3 separate regions of the Homo sapiens genome follow, and all the other regions are linked to region 2. A link is a loop called in an ENCODE intact Hi-C map of the cell type or tissue named here. Cell type or tissue: mammary epithelial cell. All regions are shown on one strand. Region 1 overlaps LAPTM4A-DT (LAPTM4A divergent transcript). Region 2 holds the start of LOC124907740 (a long non-coding RNA gene). Region 3 holds the start of LOC102724948 (a long non-coding RNA gene).

What was found. A loop is a pair of places that touch in the nucleus more often than their neighbours do. Peaks named below come from ENCODE experiments on the same cell type or tissue, not always from the same donor. Only the 100,000 strongest peaks of a DNase experiment are listed, where the experiment ranks them.
Region 1: it touches region 2 in a loop (7-fold over the local background); 4 of 110 quality-filtered maps call a loop at or near these places.
Region 3: it touches region 2 in a loop (6-fold over the local background); 6 of 110 quality-filtered maps call a loop at or near these places.

What each region holds. Positions count from the first base shown.
Region 1 is chr2:20,102,659-20,110,658 of GRCh38, forward strand. The region is part of intron 2 of LAPTM4A-DT (LAPTM4A divergent transcript); the gene reads left to right. Among named protein-coding and RNA genes, the nearest start is that of LAPTM4A-DT, 55 kb to the left of the region's middle. RefSeq lists an enhancer at 4,150-4,444. In mammary epithelial cell, CTCF peaks have their summits at 1,059 and 4,277 (motif pointing right); DNase peaks (open chromatin) are centred at 1,073, 6,173 and 7,023; H3K4me3 peaks cover 603 bases.
Region 2 is chr2:20,631,083-20,639,082 of GRCh38, forward strand. It overlaps HS1BP3 (HCLS1 binding protein 3), which reads right to left. Exons shown (of 7, transcript NM_022460.4): 4 at 7,354-7,570. LOC124907740 (a long non-coding RNA gene) reads right to left here and starts at 7,347. Exons shown (of 2, transcript XR_007086243.1): 1 at 5,151-7,347; 2 at 3,634-3,920. RefSeq lists an enhancer at 4,662-4,711. In mammary epithelial cell, a CTCF peak has its summit at 4,916; a DNase peak (open chromatin) is centred at 3,579.
Region 3 is chr2:20,538,300-20,546,299 of GRCh38, forward strand. LOC102724948 (a long non-coding RNA gene) reads right to left here and starts at 1,868. Exons shown (of 3, transcript XR_939794.3): 1 at 1,571-1,868; 2 at 872-1,206. RefSeq lists enhancers at 3,450-4,435, 4,436-5,420. In mammary epithelial cell, a CTCF peak has its summit at 3,582; no DNase peak of the experiment used is centred here.

The DNA.
Region 1 (8,000 bases), 530 kb before region 2:
AAGAAGGAGAAGGAGAAGGAGAAAGAAGGAGAAGGAGAAGGAGAAGGAGAAGGAGAAGGAGAAGGAGAAGGAGAAGAAGAAGAAGAAGAAGAAGAAGAAGAAGAAGACGACGACAACGGTGGTGAGGGGGATGGTACCAGTCTGAGGTTCGACAGGCAGTTGATGGGCAGATTTTCATACAGAAGTATTTTTTTGGTAAGGCTGTTTTGGCCTTTATGCAAGATTGTGAAGTTGGTGAGTCTTTTGTGATAGTTGTTGTTATAAGGTATTTGTGCATGACAACCCTCCCTTCATGGGCTTCCCTAGCTCTATTTGTCTGAGTTTTTAACATAAGTAACTCCATCCTGATTCTGACAACTTCCACGTTTCCCCCTTTTGATCAAGATCTTTCTCCAAAAGCACTGCTGATCAATATTCCTGTAGTTAGATTTTGATTGTCCCCCAGTGCTGGGACCTGTCCCAGTTTGGCTTGGTCTGGTCCCACCAAGACCAGTTGTGATTAGCAGCTAGGAGTCAGTGTCAAAACCCTTTCAGCCACATTGGAGCAATTAAGTTCTGGAGGGAGTGACCCTCAGGCTAAGTCTACCTAGAATCTATTGTTAATTTCAGTTTTATCTGTTCTGTAGGCATTTGTTATCATCTCAAAGTATAGGCCAGCATTATTTGTTAGGAGTTGTACTTCTGCAAAAATTTAACAAGTAACAAATAAAAATGTAAAAGGAAAATATCAAGTAAAATAATAGTCTCAATTGGTGTAGTAGTTTTGAGTCATGAACTAGACCCAAAGGCAACCAATGAATAAATGAAATGATTATGGGGAATTAGGTGAGACTTGTAACCATGTGGCCTGTTTTTCTTTTAAACTTTGCGTATATGAGTCTCAACTTTTCCAGAGGAATTTATCCAAGTACAGCATGTAGTATTAGCAATAGTACAGACATTTATTTAATCAATAAAGAATATAGAGCAGTTTTATCATCTAGTATCCCATGACTGGGTTGAATTAAAACAGTGAGCAACAGTTGTATTAGGGATGTTGCCAAGGTCACCCACTAGGTGGACTAAAGGATCTCTTAGGTCAGGTTCTGTCAAGTTACAAGCAGAAGCTACTGATTATGAAATTTCAGTTATAGCATGATCCTGCCAAGTGAAAAATAGAGGCATCAAAGGGTAAGCGTCTCATTAGGATATGGAGCCTGGTTCCAACATCTTGGGAAAAGCTGTCTACAGCTGAATGCTGGACCACCCACCTCTCAGTGCAATCGAGCCTTGGGGGCACTGGGTGCCTCTCTCTGGGAAGAGACAGAACCCTTGGGATGAGGGTGTTCCCCAGGACCTAGATGGGGAAGTGCAGTCTGCAGAACCAAAGACATTCAGGATGGAGAGGCCCTCACATCTTGTTGATAGTTTCTGAAACACAGGGGTCTCTATTTTTATTTTTATTTTTTTTGAGATGGAGTCTCCATCTGTCACCCAGGCTGGAGTGCAGTGGCGCAATCTCAGCTCACTGCAAACTCCACCTCCCGGGTTCAAGTGATTCTTTTACCTCACCCTCCCAAGTAGCTGGGATTACAGGGGCGCCACCACACCCAGCTAATTTTCATATTTTTAGTAGACATAGGGTTCTACCATGTTGGCCAGGCTGGTCTTGAACTCCTCATCTCAGGTGATCCGCCCACCTCGGCCTCCCAAAGTGCTGGGATTACAGGCCTGAGCCACTGCACCTGGCCATATTTTGAAAGAGTGAGAATTGCCATTGGCATCCCCATACCTCCACCCCAGTGGCCCCTCTATATCATATTGGGCCCTAAAAGCTGTAAGGAGTCTGTTCTGCCACCTAGCAGGTGTGTGACCTGTGGCTGCACACTTCTGGGCCCTTCTTGCTTCATGTGAACAAAGTGGAGATGCCAGGTATCTACTGAGAGGATGCAATGGAAGTTGAAGGGTGTGTGCAAAGCAATGTTGACACGCAGTTGTCCTGCTCCACTCCTGGGGCCTCTGGACCAAGAGCCAGGATTCCACTGACCTGCCCTTGCCAGAATTCTTATTAGGACCCCAACCTTCCAAGCGCAATGTCTTGCCCCTCTGCCCAGTCCTCAGAGCACTGGGAGCCAGGCATATCGGGGCACGATGGGTATGGACGATATGCTGATTCTCTGAGCTCCAACAAAGTTGGGGGATGCACAAAGAACCTCCTGAAGCTCTTCCAGGGCCCTATGTCCTGGAACATCTATCTCTATGCTCAAAGCACCTTGCTTTGTTGGGGGAGTGGGGCAAGGAATGGATGCCCAGCCATTCCCTGAGCATGCATGCTCCCCGCCACTTGCAAATTTGCAAGGACAAGAACTTCCTTTTGTTGTGATGTGTGTGCATGAGGTTTAACAGGAAGGGAGTGTGTGTTCTCAGTTAACATGGCTTGAAACCAATTTCAAGGTAATTGAGAGGCTTCCCGTTTTCTGTTTACGTTTCACTTTGCTAAGTGCCCATTACAATTTCACTTTGCTAACTGCCAGAGTAAGGGGTCACCTAGAGCCAAAGCCACGGAGAACCTGAGTGTCTGCAGCTCGGCCAGAGTAGCTATCGCTGAACTTAGCCTGGGCGGACTCCAGGGATCCTGGGGGAACTTGGACACCCCCTCCATGACTTGTCTCAGCCCCCGCCCTCACCCTCCACAGCTGAGACTGGTACTGCCCAAGCCTCCTGCCCTCCTCCACTCACATGCCTTCTGCTGTTTGTTTCCTGGTGCTCTTCACCCCACCCATCCCCAAGCCCCAATCCTAGCCCCAGCCGCCTGGAGGGAGGCCCACAGGCTCTCCATCAGCCAGTCCCAAGGGGATCCAGCCATGTTCCATAACCTGCCCACTCCTCATTGCTCTCAGGGGATCCAGGGCTGGCTTTGCCCGGGTCTCCTCATACCTGCTAGCATTTTTTGGAGCCGGAGCATTGCTAAGTATTAGCTGTCCCTCCACCCTTTGTCACTGCAAGCGTCCTCCTTAACTCCTTTCCTAACATGCCCGTAGCTATTGCTCCTTACCATCCACGGCACTCACATATCACACTGGGATAGATTTGGCCAGCCTCTGTTTCTCACCATCCTATTTGTATTCTGTTTCTGGGTATTGCCTTAGCCTCCTCAACCAGACTGAGCTCGTGAAAGGCAGGGCTGTGGCTGAGCCTACCCTAGCAGTCCCCACTGAGTGCATGGCCACACACTGAACACATAGGGGTACTGAGAAAATGCCTGCATGGGTAATCTAAAGACGCTGTGTCAGAAGTTGGGGCGAGGGCATGGATAGAGGATGTGGGACTAAAGAGACAGAGGTGGTGTCCTGGTGTGTCCGGAATTGGTTCCTTCTGGTGGGTCCTTGGTCTCACTGACTTCAAGAATGAAGCTGTGGACCCTCACGGTGAGTGCTACCGTTTACTTAAAGATGATATGGCCCAAATTTGTTCCTTCTGATGGTCAGACGTGTCCACAATTTCTTCCTTCTGGTGGGTTCGTGGTCTCACTGGCTTCAGGAGTGAAGCTACAGACCTTCACAGTGAGTGTTAGAGCTCATAAAGGCAGCAAGGACCCAAAAAGTAAGCAGCAGCAGCAAGAGCTCTCCCAAAGAGCAAAGCACCCACAGCATGGAAAAACACCAACGTAAGTTGCCGCTGCAAGCGCGGGTGGCCTGCTTTTATTCCCTTATCTGGCCCCACCCACATCCTGCTGATTGGACCATTTTACAGAGAGCTGATTGGTCCATTTTGACAGAGTGCTGATTGGTGCGTTTACAAACTTTTAGCTAGACACAGAGTGCTGATTGGTGCGTTTACAATCCTTTAGCTAGACACAAAAATTCTCCAAGTCACCACCTGATTAACTAGACACAGAGCGCTAATTGGTGTGTTTACAAACCTTTAGCTAGACAGAAAAGTTCTCCAAGTCCCCACCTGTCCCAGAAGCCCAGCCGGCTTCATCTCTCACTGGGACTCGCTGCTGGACTTTGCAGCACCAAACCCCGGCACTCCGGCAGCCCACAGGGAGCTAGTCCCAGACAATCGAGGAAAAGAAGGGAAGCGAGAAAGAGAGGGAGACCTGCTATTGTGGCCAACGATCCCGCGAAGAGGCAACGGCGGTCCACGAACGGGATTCAGCCTCCCATCAAGCCCAGCCGGCGCTCACCTGGAACCCGCGCAGGCCCGCAAGCACCGTGTTCAGCCCCGGCTCCCGCCCGCGCCTCTCCCTTCCTCCCGCCCGCGCCTCTCCCTCCACACCTCCCCGCCAGCAGAGGGAGCCGTCTCCGGCCTCGGCCAGCCCCAAAGAGGGGCCCCCACAGCGCAGCGGCGGGCTGAAGGGCTCCTCCAGTGCGGCCAGAGCGGACGCCGAAGCCGAGGAAGCGCCAAGAGTGAGGGCTGCTAGCACGTTGTCACCTCTCACTGGGAAGGACACTGAGTTTGCCCTGAAGTTACTGTTACAATAAACATCAGGAAGGAAGAGAAACAGATCAATGTAAAAATAATGAACTATGGGCCGGGTGCGGTGGCTCACGCTTATAATCCCAGCACTTTGGGAGGCCGAGGCTGGCAGATCACGAAGTCAGGAGATGGAGACCATCCTGGCTAACACAGGGAAACCCCGTCTCTACTAAAAATACAAAAAATTAGCCGAGCATGGTGGTACATGCCTATAGTCCCAGCTACTCCGGAGGCTGAGGCAGGAAAATCGCTTGAACGCAGGAAGCAGAGGTTGCAGTGAGGCCGAGATGGCGCCACCTCACTCCGGCCTGGGAGACAGTGCGAGACTCTGTTTCAAAAAAAAAAAAAAAAAAAAAGAACTAAACAGAGTCCCTAACAGGTCACCATCACCAGCTACAGTGACACATTCCCCGTCTGGAGCGGTTGAAACCCATGGAGCAAACAGGGTCCTGAGCAGCCAAGACGGATGTCACAAGCTCCATGCATGAAAGCTTATGCTCTTTACCCTGAGCTGAACCCCTCCGTTCTCTGTACTCAGGAATCCCTGTTTTTATGAACATTTCTAACAAATGCAGGCATCCGGTTTGTAAATACACAAAAAAGATTAGAAGCAACAAATCAGTCTCATTAAACTGCTTTAGGCCAACATTCTGACAGTGCTGAGAGGTGACAGGTGATAGTCTTAGTGAGGGATGAGACTGTTCATCTTTCGAGGGGTAGCCTGAGGCCTCCAGAAGCCCAGCAGCCTGGGGTCATCCAGTGCAGGGCAGAGTCAAACCCAACAAGGCAGTGTCCTCTAAGCCCCTCCTCATTCTGTAGCTCAGTGTGGGAATGGATGTTCACAGTGATTAACGCTGCACAGTGATTAACGCTGAATCATGAAGAAAAGCTAAGTGATGTTCAAGACTCTCTGTTTAAGAAGATAAGGGCCAGATGCAGTGCCTCATGCCTAAAATCCCAGCACTTTAGGAGGCTGAGGCAGGGGATTGCTTGAGCCCAGGGCGTTTGAGACTAGCCTGGGCAACATAGCAACATCCGGTCTCTCAAAAACATTAGCCAGGTGTAGTGGCACATGCCTGTAGTCCCAGCTATTTGGGAGTCTGAGGCAGGAGGATCTCTTGAGCCTGGGAGGTCAAGGCTGCAGTGAGCGGTGATTGTGCCACTGCACTCCAGCTTGGGCGACAGAGCAAAACCTCATCAAAAAAAAAAAAAGAAGAAGAAGAAAAAGAAGAGGGCCGGGTGCGGTGGCTCATGCCTGTAATCCTAGCACTTTGGGAGGCTGAGGTGGGCTCATCACGAGGTCAGGAGATGGAGACCATCCTGGCTAACAGGGTGAAACCCCATCTCTACTAAAAATACAAAAAAAAAAAAAAAAAATTAGCCAGGCATGGCGGCGTGCGCCTGTAGTCCCAGCTACTTGGGAGGCTGAGGCAGGAGAATGACATGAACCCGGGAGGTGGAGGTTGCAGTGAGCCGAGATCGCGCCACAGCACTCCAGCCTGGGCAACAGAGCGAGACTCCATCTCAAAAAAAAAAAAAGAAGAAGAAGAAGAAGAAGATAAGGAAGTGTCTTATTCATTTTAAGTAAATTTTCCTCCAAAACTTATTGGTAGCTTCCATTTCTGGCTTTTCAGGCACTTTGTTTACATGCTCTCATCTGGGAGGTTGCACAAGTTATTGCCATTTCAGAGATGAGGGCAGGTGACTCAGCAAGGGTCCCATGGCTAGTGAGTAAAAGGGCAGGTCTCAGTATCAAGAGTTCTGCAACCAGCTCCACTTCCCCTCGCTGCCTCTGTCCAAGTAACTCAGGCCTCTGAATGCTCCAGGTGCATGCTACTGTCCTGATGTTACAAAATGTCCCCTTCCTCAGATGTCTCCTTTTCTCTGGTCTGTAACCACCATAGCAGCCTGGGGCTGCTGGGTGTGACTTTCATCCCTACTGTATCTCTCCCATTAGCACACATCAGCGCTAGGGATCTTACTTACCACTGATAGCACTTTGGTTTGAGCACCAGATTGCTCCAGATCGCTTCTTCAGGAAGAGATGGCCGAGCGTTACTCCATCACACCCAGAACCCAGAGTTAAACATTTACCAAGATGCAGTATGTCACAGTGGGCTCTAGGATCAAACTTCCTGGGTTCAAATTCCAGCTCTGCTACTTACTGTATAGCCTTGGGAAGGTCACTTAACCTGTCTGTGCCTTGATTTCCCCATCTATAAAATGCATGTAGTAGTAATATCTAATTCACAAGGTTGTCATAACCATCCAAAAAAGTTAACATGTGCAAAGTGCTTAAAACAGTGCCTGGCACTTAGTAGACATTTGACAAATATAAGTTATTATTGCTAATACAAAGCAGTTTATATGTATCATCTTCATAAGCTCATAAGCTGTATCAAATCCCCTCCCTTTTTTTTTTAAGAATAATACTGTTTGTAAAAAATCTCTAATTATCATAGCATCCTAGAAGATCAGTGTGAGTTTTCCCATTTTGTAGCTGAGACTCCTGAAGCACAGAGAAGCAAAGTGACTCATCTCAGGAAAGAGTGCCAGAAACTGGCAGAATCAGGAATGGTACCTGGGTCTACCTGGTGTTTGAGTCATAAGCTTTCCATAATAATTTGCATCATAACTGCCTTTCTTAGTAAAAATGTTAAAGAGATTAACTTCCTTAAGAAAGTGAGTAGGAGAGTGTTCTGACAGCTTCTGACAACTGGAAGTCCCACTTTTTTTTTTTTTTTTTTTTTGAGACAGAGTCTCACTTTGTCACCCAGGCTGGAGTGCAGTGGCGCAATCTCGGCTCACTGCAAGCTCTGCCTCCTGGGTTCAAGCGATTCTCCTGCCTCCGCCTCCAGAGTAGCTGGGACTACAGATGTAAGCCACCATGCCCAGCTAATTTTTGTATTTTTGGTAGAGACGGGTTTTCACCATATTGGTCAGGCTGGTTCAGGAGTGACCATATTGGTCACTCCTGACCTTGTGATCCGCCCGCCTCGGCCTCCCAAAGTGCTAGGATTACAGGCATGAGCCACTGCGCCCGGCCTGGAAGTCCCACTTTCAAATCTCACTTTGAGAGATTGAATCACTTGATAGTCGGAAGTTTCAGAACCTGAGAAGGCAAGTTCGGAAGGAAGGATTGGACTTCCATTTTTCAATAAGAGATGCCTGAGAGGCAAGGGCTGTCCATTATCACTGTTCATGGGTATTCTGGTGATCTATTGCTATGTAACCAATCACCCCAAATCACAGTGGCTTAAAACAACTATAATCATTTTATTACCTCTCACAGCTCTGGGGGCTGGCAGGCCTCAGCTGAGTGCTTCTCACGCAGGGTCTTTCATGAAGTTGCAGTCTGGGGTTGGAGGCATATGGACAGTCTCCTCATTCACATGTCTGGTGGCTGGTGCTGATTCCCCTAATGGGGAATCATCAGCCAGAACAGCTGCCCGTGGCCTCTCTGTGTGGCTTGGGCTTCCTCACAGCATGGTGGCTGGATTCCAAGAGCAAGGGATACAAGATCACTGGGTAGAAGTGCA
Region 2 (8,000 bases):
CGCAAGCTGCCAAGTGGGTCCTGGATGCAAGTCAGCGCAGGGCCGTGGCAGAGGTCTGGGGTCCTGGGAGCTGCCTGGTGATGTCTAGGCTCACTTATGCTTTCTACTCAGCAGACTTCACTCTGGGCCTTAAAAAGCAAATGGGGCCAGGCCAGGCACAGTGGCTCATGCCTGTAATCCCAGCACTTTGGGAAGCCGAGGCAGGAGGATCACTTGAGTCCAGGAGTTCAAGACCACCCTGGGCAACATAGTGAAACCTCATCTCTACAAAAAGTAGACAAAAGTAGCCAGGCATGGTAGTGCATGCCTGTAGTTCCAGCTATTTGAGAGGCTGAGGTGGGAGGATCAGTTAAGTCTGGGAGGTTGAAGCTGTAGTTAGCTGAGATCACACACCACTATACTCCAGCCTAGGTAAAAGAGTAAGAACCTGTCTCAAAAAAAAAAAAAAAAAAAAAAAAAAAAAAAAAAAAAGGGGCCAGCCAGGGAGGTCACCATGAACGTTTATCATTTGCTATGGTCCCCAGAGTCACATTCCAAGGACCTGTTTCTCAACAGCCAGAGCCCACTCTCCTGGCCACTGAGCCCTATCTTGAGGGGCCAGGACTCAGTGACAATCCCACCTGAGCTTGTGGGTGATGCCATTTTTCCTTCTCCACAATGGGGCCAGAGACTGCCCCTCACCCATCCTGGCTCCTGCACCACCAGGGAACCACGTGGGTCCCAGCTGCAGGTCTCTGCAGCCTACATTCTACAGCAAGCGCCCAGTACCCCCAAGAGCCTGAATACACAAAGGGACAATGGCCAGGCCACATGTAAAGGTGGAACTCTGACCCACAGTCTGCAGTAACCTGCCCAGGAAGCCAGACCACAGCCTCTGCAGCAGTCAGCCCCAAATGGCCAAGATTTGATCAATAACTGCCAGCTTTCCTAAATTTTTCCCCATTTCCAGTTTAGTAGGACCATCCAGAGAAAGCCAAACATGCCCCACTTCCTGCTCACAGAGGACAAAGGATGCCCCACTTCTCATTGGCTGCTTCTGGATTCCCCATGCCAATAACCTCCAATCAGCGTGTATCTGAGCCTTCCCTTTCATCTGCTTCAAAGTGTCCCACTCCCCTGCCTCTCTTTGCATCTTTGCCAAATGCAGGTGATGGTGGCCGACACCTCCCTGGTCGCAGTAAGCTCTGAGTAAACAACCATTGCTGGTTCTCACATGGGCGCTCCTATGCCCCTGATCCACTCCAAATGGTGACACGACCAGCAGACAGCTAGCTGTCCTTGCAGTGGGGAATGCCCATCACCCATGTCATCAAAAACCGAGAGTGAACAGGTGAGGGCTGAGAAGTCAGTCCCCTGGCACAAGTGTTGGACATGGCCTGGGGAAAAAGGGAAAAGTCCTGGGCCAGCAGTCAGGAGACCCCCAGCTCTTGCTCTCATGCCCTCCTGTGTGATCCTGGGAAGGTTCCTCAGTCGTAACAACAGAGCCTGGATCTGATCTGCAGTCCTCAGAGCGTAAAGGCTCTGTCATCCTAAGAGTGTTGTTACTTGCCAGAACTTGCCACAACGGGTCCTGGGGGAGCCTGAGGCGGGAAAATGGCAAGTGTGACCTCCCAGATTTCTATCTCTCAAGGAACCAAGCAACCACTGAATCCCACTAAGGATTCAGGTAAGCAGGCTCCTTCCTCCAGGGCCAGGGGCTGCCCCACCTCCAGAATCGCCTGCTCTAGGAAGCTGTAACAGGTGACAGGTGTACCGGCGCTCCTGGAGGGAGGTAAAGTCATAGTGTGCACATCACAGTGACTGATATTTGCATAACAACTATAGGAAGTGGAAAAGCTGCCTTTTATATTCATATTTCAACTGTTGGTTAAATACACAAAGACCTCTTTAGAGCAAAGTGAATCTGAAATAGTGATAACATTTTACAAAGGAACTTTCCTGTAGTGCTCCATCTCATTTTATCCTTTCAGCCACTGGGCCTCTACTTTACCCCTACTCTACAAAGAAAGAAACAGGCTTGGAGAAGTACAGCAACGCACTCAGCGTCCGCCAGCTGAGTGGCAGAAAGGGGATTTGAACCTGGGACTGCCCATCTTTAACCCTGCTCTGGGGGTAGCCACACATCCTGGGGGTTTCCAGCTGCCCCACTCACTGTCAAACCATACTCTAAGGGGCCCTCGCCTTCTGCAAAGCTGCCCAGGGCTACCCCAGGAAGTGGGGCTGAGGCTGGAGGGACAAAGATCCAGTCCTCACTTGTCCCAACCAGGGGAAATCCTACTTCAGCCTGTTTTATGTACTGGGATTCTGGATGATATTTCTCTTGAGCCAAAGGTTTTGCTACTGAATTTAAAAAGCAGAAACCACTGGTACATCTGTTGTTCCTAACAGCCCATTCATTCAGGCAGGACTTTGTGCAGTAATCTGTTTTTTTGTTTGTTTGGTTTCTGTTTTGTTTTGTTTTTGAGATAGAGTCTCAGTTGCCCAGGCTGGAGTGCAGTGGCACAATCTCAGCTCACTGCAACCTCCGCCTCCCAGGTTCAAGCGATTCTCCTGCCTCAGCCTCCTGAGTAGCTGGGATTACAGGCGTGCCCCATCATACCCAGCTAATTTTTGTATTTTTAGTAGAGACAGGGTTTCACCATGTTGACCAGGCTGGTCTTGAACTCCTGATCTCAAGTAACCTGCCCACCTCAGCTGCCCAGAGTGCTGGGATTACAGGCGTGAGCTGCTGCGTCCGGCCACGGCAGTAATCTGGATGGGGAAATGCAGTTGGCATGCACACTGTGCTGCTGTGATCACTGTGACAGCCTGGGTGGAGTGCCGCCTGCGTGACGCTGCAGGGCAGCTGTGGCACCTGCCTCCTCCTTTCCTTATGGCTTTGGGTCCCCAGCCAGGCCAGGGCTAAGTGCTGCACAGGTGCAGGGTGAGGTCGGGCCCAGCCATCCTGGCTCGTGGCCCCCACATGAACCCCAGGATGGCACAGCAGAGAACTCGTCCAGCAGGTGGGTCAGCAGACGAGGGAAAGCCCAGCCCGAGCAGGAGTTGCTGGGGAGCAGACAGTACCGGAAGTGCCTTCTGGACACGCCCTGTCCTCAGCCCCCTGTGGGCGGCAGACTGTGGTGACGGCTGACCTGCCACTCTCCACACCTGTTTCCTTTCTGGCATTTCCAACACTTTAACAGAATTTGGTTTCTGGGAATTCTCAAACAGGAGCTTGCGGAAGAACCAACTCAAGAGCTTGTTAAAACACAGATTCTGGGGGCCCTACCCAGATCTGAGGGGGGCCTGGAATCTCTATCTCTGCCAAGCTTTCAGTGGCCCAGAATCCCTAGGTGGTCTCTGTTGCACTGGTGGCATCAGGGGAGCCCTGGGTGCCCAGGCTCAGGCTGGAATGAACAAAGAGGTGCCAGGCCCATGCGCAGTGGTCGGGATATTTAGCAAGAGGCACCCTCGGGGAAGCAGCTCCAGGGCACCTCAGGAGGTGGGACTGAGGCCCTGCTGTCCCCACAGAGCTCCCCTCCACGGCTCACCTTAAGGGACTGTCTTGCTGCTAAATCTTGGGTTAGCAAATCTGGGAGCACCTGGCAATGTGCCAGGAGCATTCAAAACCACAGAATCATTCCAGAGAAGTGATTTCATCCAAATATAGAGTAAGATATTATTTTTATACTAAAATACATGTGGTTGTTTTATGAAAGATGAAGCAAAATCCATATTAAAAAACAACCATAAAACGTGGCATTCCAGAGAAACATCCAGCTTCACCACGGAGGCCACAGCACGGGGACCCGGGTGTGGGCTCCCCCTTCCAGGGAGTCTGGGAAGACCAGCTTTGCAGGCAGGTGCATTTGTTCATACAGGAGCCAGCCTGTCCCAAGGACGCTGTGAGTCCTCAGGGACCCAGGGCCTGGAGGGGGTCCCTGTGTGCAAAAGAAGAGGTGGGAGGAGTGGGCCCTGAGGGCGGGGGTGGGCAGGGCTTAGAAAAGCAGAGGGGCCTCCCAACAGAGGGGCTTCAGCCCTTAGAGAACCTTTTACTGGAATGGTACCCCAAAGCCCCCAGAAGCAGCTTCAGGGACCTTGCTCTGGGGCACGTATATAGGGGAAGGCTCCATAGAATAAAAGCTTTGTATATGTAGAAGTTCCTCAGGTTATTGCCTGTAATAGCAAAAACCTACAGAAAACCCCGCCACGCCCACAAGCAAGGGCCTGGTAATGCCACTTACAGCCCATCGAGCTGAGAAACCAGCAGAGGAAGGAGGGAGAGTGCAGCTATTGATCTGGAAGGACCTAGAACATGTAAGCTGGAAAAAAGCAAATTCCAGAACGGCACACAAGACAATCTCATTTTGGCAGTAAGATGTGAATATTCAAAGGTGCATTCAGAAATTCACAGGGAAAGGACTTTTATCTGTGTTTGCAATTTTTCTATACTAATTGTGTGTTATTTGAGTCACAATGAAAAAGGTTTCCCGCAGAGGATTTCCAGCATAAGGCAGAACTATTAGGGTAGAATGTCAATTTTCTCAGCACCGTGACATTCTAAAATAGAAACTTAAATACAAAACAGGGGCGACATGGAGCAGCAATCGGGACAGACCATAGGGTGGAAAAGCAGAGTACGAAAAGGCACGTGCATTGTGCCTGCGGTTGCATGGATGCTGCTGGGACGGGGTCAGAAGAGAGCCCCAGCAGATGGAGAGAGCGGTGGTGTTGGGATGGGCCGAGGTGAGGGCTTTTTCTATCTTTAATTGCTCTCTAATGGTGTAATAACGCTCTCTTGTCCCTAATCAAAACCAGGTTTAAAAGACAAAGAAAAGCCAGGCCGGCCTGGGCTCCGGCTTTGTGCTGGCGACTCCCACCCTCCCAGCAGCCCTGCCGTGGAGCAGCCCTTCAGCAGAGCAGCAGCGCCTCGCCGCGGCCACGGCGGGGAAGGACCGAGGCTGGTTGCATGGAAATGGTGGCCGCTCCAGGAGAGCCCAGAGCTAAGCCCAGACATGGGGCAGGGCAAGCTGGGAAACGGGTGCCGCTGCATCTGCACAGGAACCAAGCGCACGGGAGGGAGAGGGGTGCACAAACAGCCTCCCGAGAAGAACAGAAAGTCCCCCACCAAAGGGCAGGTGGGTGGCACCAAGAGAGATCAACAAGCCCACCTGGGTGTCTGTGAAAGGCCGAGGTGGAAACCCAACTTCAAGGTACGGCTCTGCCACACACACAGCTCTGGAACACACACGGCTCTGGCCAAGATCCTGCTCAACTCCTTCCTCGATTTTACCATCTGTGAAAGGGGGATAATCCTGGGGCCCTGCCCACCTCCCAGGCTGATAAAGACTGGACTGGAGATGGCGTGGGGTCCTGGCTCTGCCATCTGCAGGCTGCAGGAACGTGGACGAACCACCTGACCCTGAACTTGAGTTTCCCACCACACAGAAGAGGCTGATGCCAGTGCAGGCCTCCAGGGCTCCGTTTCTTGACCTGTGCCCACAGTGGATCCTGAAAGCAGTTTGGCGAGTCATGACCTTTCCAAACGTTGAAATAGAATAGAAAATATCCCAGTACAATACACTTAGTAAGGTTTTGTATGAGTTCTGGGAACTTTTGCTTCAGTTTTATGGGATGTTTATACATGTGTGTCCTGGGTCATGGCGTACCATATAGTTTTTACTATGGGTTGTAGCAAGTAGTTTCAGAAATGCTGTCTTACAGATATAATGAGATCATGCAAGCAAATGCTAACTTAGTTCCCAGCATTTCATAAACTCTCAAAAAATTTACTTATTATTCCTGACAGAGGTGATAACGTTGATTCATCAGCACCTTGTCACACGGGTCCTTAAAAAGAAACCCCAGCAGGGGAGGGTCTTAAGCCGGCAGGATTACTCTTAGGTGCTAAGCTTTCCCAGGATTCAGGGGTGAGGGCCCCAGAGTACAGAGCTGGGGAGGGGGCTGCCCCCGCCCCCCCCGCCCCGCCAAGGGGTCCCAGGATAGCTGACACATCTCCCCTGACAATCTGCTAATGAAGTAAGTAGGAAGTTCAAGGCAGCACTTGCCAGCCACAAAGAACATTTTCCTACCCAAAAAAGGAGCCGCTCGGCTAAGTGTGTTCTTCAGCCAAAGGTTGGCACAGACCACCAAAGTCCATCTCGGTTTGGCACTACGTGTGGTTACTCAGAACAACAGAGAATGTGAGTTCAAACAAAGCCTCACCCTTACCAAAATAAAGCCCAAGAAAGGCCTGCCGCGTTGGGCCAGGCTGATAAGGAGTGACTATTACAGGCTTGTCCCCATATCACCCACTACTCTGGCTGCCTCTCCCTCAGGGCCGCTGACCCCACTCAGGGACAAGGCCAGCCACGGAGGGCCAGGAGGAGCGACTGCAGGGCACTTGCTGTGCCCAGGTGCCGCAGGACCCCAGATCTCAGGCCTGTTTCTGCTGCAGCTCCCTGAGCGCCGCGTACCCTTTCCCAGTGCAAATCCTCACCCCTGGACGCTGGTCTCATGGCCACCCTGCAGCCCACCCTCCCATAACCCTCCCCACGAAGAAGGCCTTTCCAGAGTGGGCTGTGATTTTAGGAGAGAATTCTACATGCTGATGAAGTTGAACTTGCTTCTGCCTAATTTCTACTGGGCTCTAATTCCTTTCTGCGGCAGGACCTACACTCATCTGGCGCCCGAGGGCTTTGGTAAACGGCTAAGAGACATTCGTTGTGGTAGAGAGCGGGGAGGACAGCACCCCTGGCCTGGTCTGATTCCACTGAAAGATGGGGCCATGATGGTAGCTGATTGCTAAATTTACATAACTCAGTTCATCGTCACAGGAGCCCTAAGAGGTTGATACGACCATGAGTCCATTTTCACTGAGGAAAACCGAAGAAAAGAGATTGTAAATGGCCAGAGATGTATGGCTGGTGAATGGCCCTGTGTGGAGGCAGGGCCAAGGTGAATGCTCCTGCTATGCAGATGATGCAGCCCAGAGAGCCGCAGCCACCTCTGCGAGTCCCACAGCTGGAAGGAGCACCCAGTCCTCCCACACTAGCCGGACAGGCCCGCAGCCTGCACTACTGAGCTGTCACGGAGGACTCTACCAAGCCCCAGTGCGGAGCCACAAGTGGAGGACATCCTGTGACCCGAGAAGGGAGGCGACACCTAAGCCCAGTCCCAGAGACATGCACACCACCAAGGGCACGCAGAGAGCTACTTCCCCCAACACACCAGGCCAAGGCCTCGTGGCCCAGATCCCTGCGAGGGGGCGACCTGGGATGCTCAGGGCTTTTCTCAGATTCCAGGGAAGGGGGACGTCATCTCCAGAAAGCCTGGAATACACCAAAGGGGCCCTCTCAACAACAGGAGACCAACCGCATAATGCCCAGAGGGTCCAGCGCCTCCTCCTCCTCCAAGGATTCCTCAGCATCCTCGCCCTTCAGGCTCTGGACGGGCGGACCCTCTTCTGCCACTTGGTCTTGCTCCTCAAAAAAGTCGAAAGCCTCTTCATCATTCCCTGTCTGACTGTCTGTGCCATCCAGGACAGAGGAATCTCTGCTGGTGAGCCCTGCAGCCCCTGGGGATCTGGTACCTGTGGAGGAAGACAGAAAAGAATGGACTTGGTAACCACCCCAGAGCCAGGGGAGGCATCTTGCCACACTGCACCCTCCCATGCCAGGATCTGAGGCCGAGGGCTTCCTGCAGCCTCCTGGGACCAAACTCGTCCCTCCTGGGACCTAAGCAGGATGGCGAGTCTGGGTGGATGGAAGGTGACCTCCGTTTCGGGGGCAGCCAAGTGCCTGCTGCAGCCCCCCAAGGGCTGACGGGCACCAAGGAAGCCTGGAGTGGAGTGGTCACAAGTGGGAGCTTCAGAGCAAGACAGGGGCAGCGGTTCCTGAACCCAAGGCCCAGAGCCTGTGTGCGCCGCAGGGATGGCTGCACCCTCCTCCCGGGTGAGCGGTGGGATACAACAGCCAGGGCACAGGGTGATTCAAAAAGAACCAGTACAGCCAGAACCATTT
Region 3 (8,000 bases), 93 kb before region 2:
TCACGCTCGTCTCCCACAAGTCTGTTAGGTCCCCTTTCTCTCACTCCCTGGAGCTCAGCTCAAGCCCTGGCACAAGGGAGATCTTGTTAAGGAGTGACGTGTTTGGTGTGTTAGCAGGCATCTATCTGAAAATGCTCTCGACCCTGGGCTCAGCCAAGCCCTGAAGGCAACAAGATACCATCCCTCCTGCCCAAGTGTTTGGCTGAGTCCACGCTTGGCTGAGGACAGAGCCCTGAAATATCTCCCAGGCCCCTCATGGGAGCAGAAGGGAGCCACTGTACCAGCTGGTGGCACCAGCCCATGCACCTGCTCACCCTTGAGCAGGAGCACGTCTTTGACCCCAGGAAGAACAGGAGGCAGGAGAGACTGTCCCCAGGGTGGGAGCTTTCCTGATGGTGGCTGCAGGGACCCCCTGGGCACAGAAGCCAACAGTGATGGTGGCCTGATCAGCTTGTGTTGCTCGGCCTCTGCCCCTGAGCTGGGCCCGCTGGGGGAGTCAGGGGAAATGTGGCAGCTCCCTGTGGGCTGGGGATTAGGGGAAAACAAACAGGTGGAATAACAGACAGCAAGGACCTTTGGTTCTCCCTCCTCCTGGGGCCCCTCCCCTTCCCGGTCATCTGGGTTTCCATTTTCACAAAGGTCTCACCCACAGTTTCTCTGCCCACACCATGAGCCTGGGCACAGGCAGGTCAGTGTCCTGAGATGCACCTTCCCAGCACAAAGGGGTCATGCAGCCCTCACTGGCCACGGAGTTCTGAGGGCAGGCAGAGGTTCTTAGAGTGGACTCCTGTCCCCAGTCACTTACTGGAGAAAAAAAGGTTAAGACAGGGAGGGGAAAAAAACTGTAAACGAGTATTTAGTGAGTACTTACTACATGCGAGGCACAGTGCCAGACACTTCTCACGTGGGTTTCCTTGACTCTCACCGCAAACTGCAAAGTTAGTGTGGTTCTCCCCATTTTGCAGATCAGGAGATTAAGGCTGAGTGTGGCTAAGGCAATGACTGCCTAGATATATCAGAACCAGGGATTAGACTCCTATGTCTGCTGACTCCAGATTTGATCTTCTTTCCTCTGCACTAGGGCAGGAGGGGAGGTGGGGAGCATCTACCTCCCCAGGCCAGGGGCAGTGTCCAGGCTGAGGGACATTCTGTGCTTCCAGGAGCTCCAAGTGACAGGACAGAGGGCACACTTGGTGATGTCATTCTCTGGAAGGGCACAGAATATGTTTGTGAGATCAAAGATCTTACAGATGGAGGGGCAGGGCTGGGTGGAGGAGGAGAAGCCCCGGTGAGTCACGCTGGGAAGACAGCAGCCCTGGGTACTGGCTGAGCCTCCTTGGAGCCCCCCACCCCTTCTCCCACACTCCATCATAAGGTTCCTCACTCATGGCTTTGTCCCTGGAGAAACCACACCCATCCCAGTAGAGGCCTGGATGTGGACTCTCCCCTCTGTCCCTCTCCATACCTGGCACCCTTTAGGGCTTGCCTTGGTCTCCCCACACCTCCACTCCCTTGGAAGACACTCCTGTGGGTGGCTGGGGCTCGCTCCCGCCTCAGGAAACCGCCTCACCGTGAGTCAGCAGCACACCATGGTCTCCAGGGCGGGTCTCCCTGGTGGTCTTCTCATTCTCTGGTCCCCACGGCAGGAGGCATGGGTAAGCTTGGGGCTCAGCACATGACAGAGAGCAGGCTGGGGCCGGGGTTCTTTGAGAATCCTGGGCATAGATGAATGAGCCTCATGTGGGAGGTCCCGGCTGGAGTCCAGGCAGGCCGGGACACTCCGGCTCCTCACTGAGCCCTGGCCTGGGTGCAGACCGTCATGTGCCTGTGGGTACAGCCTCTACGCTGAGCCTCACTTCCCCAGGCCAGAGAAGAGGGTGAGCCCAGAACATTCTGTGACTACAGGCTGTGCCGGCTGTGACCGTGCAAAGCGACCAGTGTGTTTCCAGTCACACACTGAGTAATCTAGAAAGCAGTAGCCACCCCACCAGCTTTCTTCTTAGAAATCTCCCAGCAAGCTGTCGGCTGCCTCTCCCTTAGAAACGGGGCTCTAGCAAGACACGAAGTGTGTCCACTGGAGGCAACCCTGAGGTCCCTGGGCCACGAGCAGTTTGCGGGCGGCCTGAGGAGGCAGGCAGAGCTTCCCCCAGGCTGGAGGGGCCGTCTGCGGGCACTGGGGCTGGCAGGGAGCATTTCAGTGGCCCACAGCCCTCGTCCCTGCCACGGGCTTCTGCTCCTGCCCCAGAGCCCCTTTCTTGAGAAGCACTCCTGTGCCCCGTGCTCTCTTCGTGTTTTACGTAATTTCATCCAGTGTACACCCTGCTGCGGTCTCCCTGCAGGCTAAAGGGATCACTTTGAAGACTCTAACCCTTTATTCCTTGTCTTGGGTGTCGAGGAAGGTGTCAGCCAGACCACAACCGTGCTCGCCTATTCACTCAGCAAGTGCCTGAGGGGAAGGGGGTGTCGCCAGGGAATGAAAGACTCAGCATTGGTGCCCTGGGGAGCTCCAGGGGGCAAAGTCAGGTGTACAAATAACTCCACAGCAACAAGGGTGACAAGGGCCTGGCCAGGATGCAAGCACAGGCATACGTGACAGGGAGGGAGAAGTTTGGCAGGCTTCCTGGAGGAAGGGGCATTTGGCTGACACTCGAAGGACCGACAAGATTGCCACACCTGGCATTTCTGTCTTGAATATTGAAAGAGGAGCAGGCTGAGTCAAGTCCCTGGCAGATGGAGCAGCTGCAGAGGGGGAGCGGGGAGCCCCAGACTGTGTTGAGCAGGACCTGGTTCATTGGGAGATAATGAGGATTGTGGGATATCATGAAACACTGTGTGAAAATGCCTGGCCTGCCGTGGAACCCACAGGCAGTGCTGAAGTAATGCTTACTTAAGCCTGAAACTAGTGATCACCTTGCGGGCAGATGCTGGTAGCCCAACCGCACTGGTCTGAGGGGATGGTGAGACATCAAACACCCGCCGCACAGCATGATCTCTGAAACGCTCTCCTAGGAAGGGATGACCATTGCGCCTCTTCCCCATGGTGACTAGAACTGTTAGTGTCTGTCGGGGGATGCAGCCATTGGCCCAGACCCCAGAGAGCAGCACGTGCAAACCTTCCCGGGTGTGGAAAGGTGGAGGCCATGCCCAGGCTCATGGAGCTCACCAGAGCAGGCTCAACCCTCCTAATCCCCGCTCCAGTCCCCTTCCTGGCAGATTCCTTTCTGTGTCCTGACTGAAGGCAAACTGGAGCCTATATGTACCTCAAGAGGAACAATTCGTGTTCATTCAATGATGTCTGTTTAGACTTTTCTCCTCAGAGCCACTTGTCAATCAGGCCTTCTGCCCCATCCAAAGGGGACACTGAAGAGTCCTAGGGTTCCAGCTCCTATATGTGCAGCATCGAAGGACACAGATGCTCTTCACTGTCCCTGACAACAGAGCCAAAGCTTTTACTTCAACCCACAAGTAGCTTCTGAAGCAGAGGCACAAACAGATGGGTTCTTGCAGTAATTCCTTTCTGATCTCTGCACAGCCGCTAGCCCGGGCAGGCCTTCGTCCTGACAGGCCCAGGTATAGGACTGCCCAGCAGGTGGACAACGAGCTGGGAGTGGTGGGAAGAACTGAGGGAGGGAATTCTGGCAGGATAAAGCCACCTTTCCTCAGGCTGATAGCACACTGAGGCCTGGGGTCTCCACTGCCTGTGGTTAGGGGTTTGGGCACAGTGCAGGGAATTTCACAACAGCCATTTTGTGGGAGCTGATGGGGGGCTGCTGAGAACCTCTACTCCAGCTCCTGGTGTGAGTGAGGAATCTGAGTCCCAGGGAGAGGCCGTGCGTGTGGAGTTCCCCAGGGCGTTAGTGATGGCACTGTCCCTAGGCCATGGCTCCTCCGCACAGCATACATCAAGCTGTCTCTGAATTTGAGGTGGGGGGGATTGAAAGTCGGTGATTTGCAAACACGTATTTATGAGTGCCCTGGTCAGAGCCCGATCACTGAGCCCCTTCTGCGTGGCCAACCCAGCTTTTCTTGTCTCCGAGTTTGCCTGCGAAGCCCACCCACCATGTCTCCAGGCCTCAGTCCCGGTTCTCCTCACCCCTGACTAGGTCTAACACTCGCCACACGTGGGGCATCTCCCCGTGCAGATATGATGCTGGCCCTGGGCACGTGGGCATGAGCCAGACACAGTCCACCCTCAAGGGCTCTGATCTGGTCGGAGGGTCAGGTGGGAGGGTCAGCCTCCCTATGGCATCTGTACCTCTGGGTCTATCAGGGACACGTCAGGGACACAGATGTGTCCAAACCTGGACAGGGGAGGCGGGCAGGGAGGACCCTTCTCTGAGGGTGCCGCTGGTGCCTGCCTCTGACTCCTTGGCCTGTGCTCGTTCTGCAGGAGGCATTCTTCCGTCCACTGGGGCAGGGAGATGGATGGGGGAATTGTTCTTTGACTCAGAGACCACCCAACACTCTGAAGCCAGGTCTACAAAATTACCATCAGCCTTGCTGCAGCCTGCCTCAGGTTGGATGCCCAAGAAGATATAGGGGATCTGGGGGCACAGATGGGAGGTGGAAGTGGAGAGACCACACCCTGCTCCTCGTGGCTCCTGGCCAAGTTGGTGATATGTGACCTCATCTCACAACACTAGAGATGAGGAGATCCCACCCATCCAGGCTATAGGCTGGTGGGAAGTCCACATAGGGAAGATCTTTCAAAAGGAGGAGGAGTTTGGACCCAGGCTTCCCAGACTCTGGGGGCATAGATGAAGCGGGGAAGCTACTGCAGAGGAAGGAAGGCATGGGCAGGTGGGCAGAGGTAGGCTCTCGCTGGGATATATGAGCCAGGAGAATCCCATTGTACTACGCGGCCCGAGCAGCTCCTGGGCTGTCTTGCCACGAAGGCGGCGTCATTACCTCCAATTCACAGATGATGGAAGCAAGCACAGAGAGGATAGATGATCCACCCTGGGGCTCAGAGCCAGCAGCCAGAAGAAATCAGCATCTCAGCCGAGAAAGGAGAGAGCTCCCTGGAGAAGACACTAAAGGCGGCTGCGATGCCCTCTGGGCCTGACTGTGAGAAGCCTCTGAAGTCAGACCAGGGGATTCTCATAGTCGACTGCATACCCCACCCCTCTCCTGTAACTGAAATGGCCAGCTCCTCCAGGGACACTCCCTTTTGCTACTAGATTTGTCTTTGCTTCTGGAGGGACTTGAGGGAGCAGCTGGTACAGGGGCATGAGCACAGCCCTGGGCTTTCACTCTGGGCTCCAGCACTCCTTAGCTGGGTGGTCCTGACAAGATCATTTCAGCTCTCTGATCTTCAGTTTCTTCACTGTAGCAAGATCTAATAATACATTGCAGTTGCTGCAAGGATTAGAGGTACTTACTATATGCAAAGTACTGGACATATGAGCATGCACAGTGGTGAGGAGCTATTAATGTTATGTCAGCTGCTGGCTGCAGCCGCCTCCTCCCCAGCAGTCCTGGCTCCAACCACCCAATCGCCTCTGAGGGGATTGCTCCAAACTTTGCTAACGCTGCAGAATAAAGGCGAATTTCCCAGGGATTTGTGGCAGGCCTCTATGGTCTGGAAGGTGCCCTGGACATAAGGCAATCAAGTGGCTTCCCTGGTCCAGCATCTTACACATTTTACCCAGCCTCCGAAAGAAGCTGGTGGAGACAGCTGGTCCCGCAGCGTTCCCTCTCACAGGAGCTATTAGCTGTGTCATGCACCCATTTGTAATGAAATGGAAGCATTTTGATTTATCGGGGAAGCCGGATTTTCTCCCAAATCCTTGCTGCTTTCATCCTTGGCCATGAAATAGTCCATTCTAATCTCATATGAAGGGGCAACAGTTACAAGGAGCCCATGAAATCTGATCATCGACTGGGCTCCCAGCGGCAGCTTTGATCGCTGGGAGGGAGCAAGTCATCCTCAGCTTGGCGCTAATAGCCCCATGCATTATTGAAGAGCCAGTTTTCAGTGGCAGACACATACAGAGAGACATCCAGAGTGCAAGCTGGAGTGTCAGCTGCTTCCCTCACTCCTCAGTGATGGAGTCTTGTAATCCTGCAGAGCCACCAAAAACAGGCCCCTGACAGGGCTGTCTGTGCAGCTCAACACACCCTCATTGGAGGGCAGCTGACGTGGAACAAGCAAATAAGGTGAAGCCACTGCTTTCCAGTTCCCTCAGTTGGTGTTCCTCTGATCCAAATGTCTGAGGCATGAACGGCTGCCCGGGGAGCATCCTCAAGAAATGCACACTCAGTGACAAGGGTGCATGCGGAGGCCAGAGCTGACTGCAGCCAGGGCTGTGGCCTGATGGTGTTCCCTTAACCTTCTGAGTAGGGCTCTGATACTCAGTCTTTGGGGCCATGAGAGGCAAGGCAAAAAATGGGACTTAGTTATTGCTGAGACTTTGCTGGAAATGGTAAAAGGGGTGGGGAGGCTCACTGTTATCGGGGAACCTGCCCCTGATAGTCACGTAGGTTCTTTTCTATTTTCCCTAAGCATTGGCTGGGTTGAGAAATAAAGGGACAGAGTACAAAAGAGAGAAATTTTAAAGCTGGGTGTCCGGGGGAGACATCACATGTCGGTAGGTTCCGTGATGCCCCCTGAGCCATAAAACCAGCAAGTTTTTATTAGGGATTTTCAAAAGGGGAGGGAGTGTATGAATAGGGTGTGGGTCACAGGGATCACATGCTTCACAAGGTAATAAGATATCACAAGGTAAATGGAGGCAGGGCGAGATCACAGGACCACAGGACCGGGGTAAAATTAAAATTGCTAATGAAGTTTCTGCATGCATTGTCATTGATAACATCTTATCAGGAGACAGGGTTTGAGAGCAACCGGTCTGACCAAAATTTATTAGGCAGGAATTTCCTCATCCTAATAAGCCTGGGAGTGCTATGGGAGACTGGGGCTTATTTCATCCCTAGAGTTTCGACCATAGAAGACAGCCACACCCAAGGGGGCCATTTTAGAGGCCTATCCTCAGGGGCACATTCTCTTTCTCAGGTATGTTCCTTGCTGAGAAAAAGAATTCAGCGATATTTCTCCCATTTGCTTTTGAAAGAAGAGAAATATGGCTCTGTTCTGCCCAGCTCACCGGCGGTCAGAGTTTAAGGTTATCTCCCTTGTTCCCTGAACATTGCTGTTATCCTGTTCTTTTTTCAAGGTGCCCAGATTTCATATTGTTCAAACACACACGCTCTACAATTTGGGCAGTTAACACAATCATCACAGGGTCCTGAGGCGACATACATCCTCCTCAGCTTACGAGATGACAGGATTAAGAGATTAAAGTAAAGACAGCCATAGGAAATCACAAGGGTATTGATTGGGGAAGTGATAAGTGTCCATGAAATCTTCGCAATTTATGTTTAGACATTGCAGTAAAGACAGGCATAAGAAATTATAAAAGTATTAATTTGGGGAACTAATAAATGTCCATGAAATCTTCACAATCCATGTTCTTCTGCCATGGCTTCAGCCAGTCCCTCCGTTCGGGGTCCCTGACTTCCTGCAACACACTGTGCCCATCCTCACTGTTTGAATTGAATAATCTAATCAAACCCTTTTCATTTATCAAAATTGTTATTTGAATGTCTACAGTGTGCTGGGCCCTGAGTGAAGCACTGAAGATACAGCAGTGAACAAGGACAGATGGGATTTTCAGCCTTCAAGATGGCCATGGATGATCCCTTTCTCATTGTATTCATGCACTTATATAGCCCCTTTCCACATCGAATTAGGTTGACCTTTGTAATCAAGAGAACATTCTGGAATGATGAAGTAGTATGCCTGAAGTGAGGTCATTAGAAACATTGTGAGTTCTTGTTTTCTGGGGGAAGCCAGTGGCCATGTTGTGAGGGTACTCAAGCAGCCCTATGGAGAAGCCCATGTGACCATTTTGGAAGTGGATCTTCCAGCCCCAGTCAAGCTTTCAGATGACTTTAGCCCTGGCCAACATCTTGACTGCAACCTCATGAGTGATCCTAAC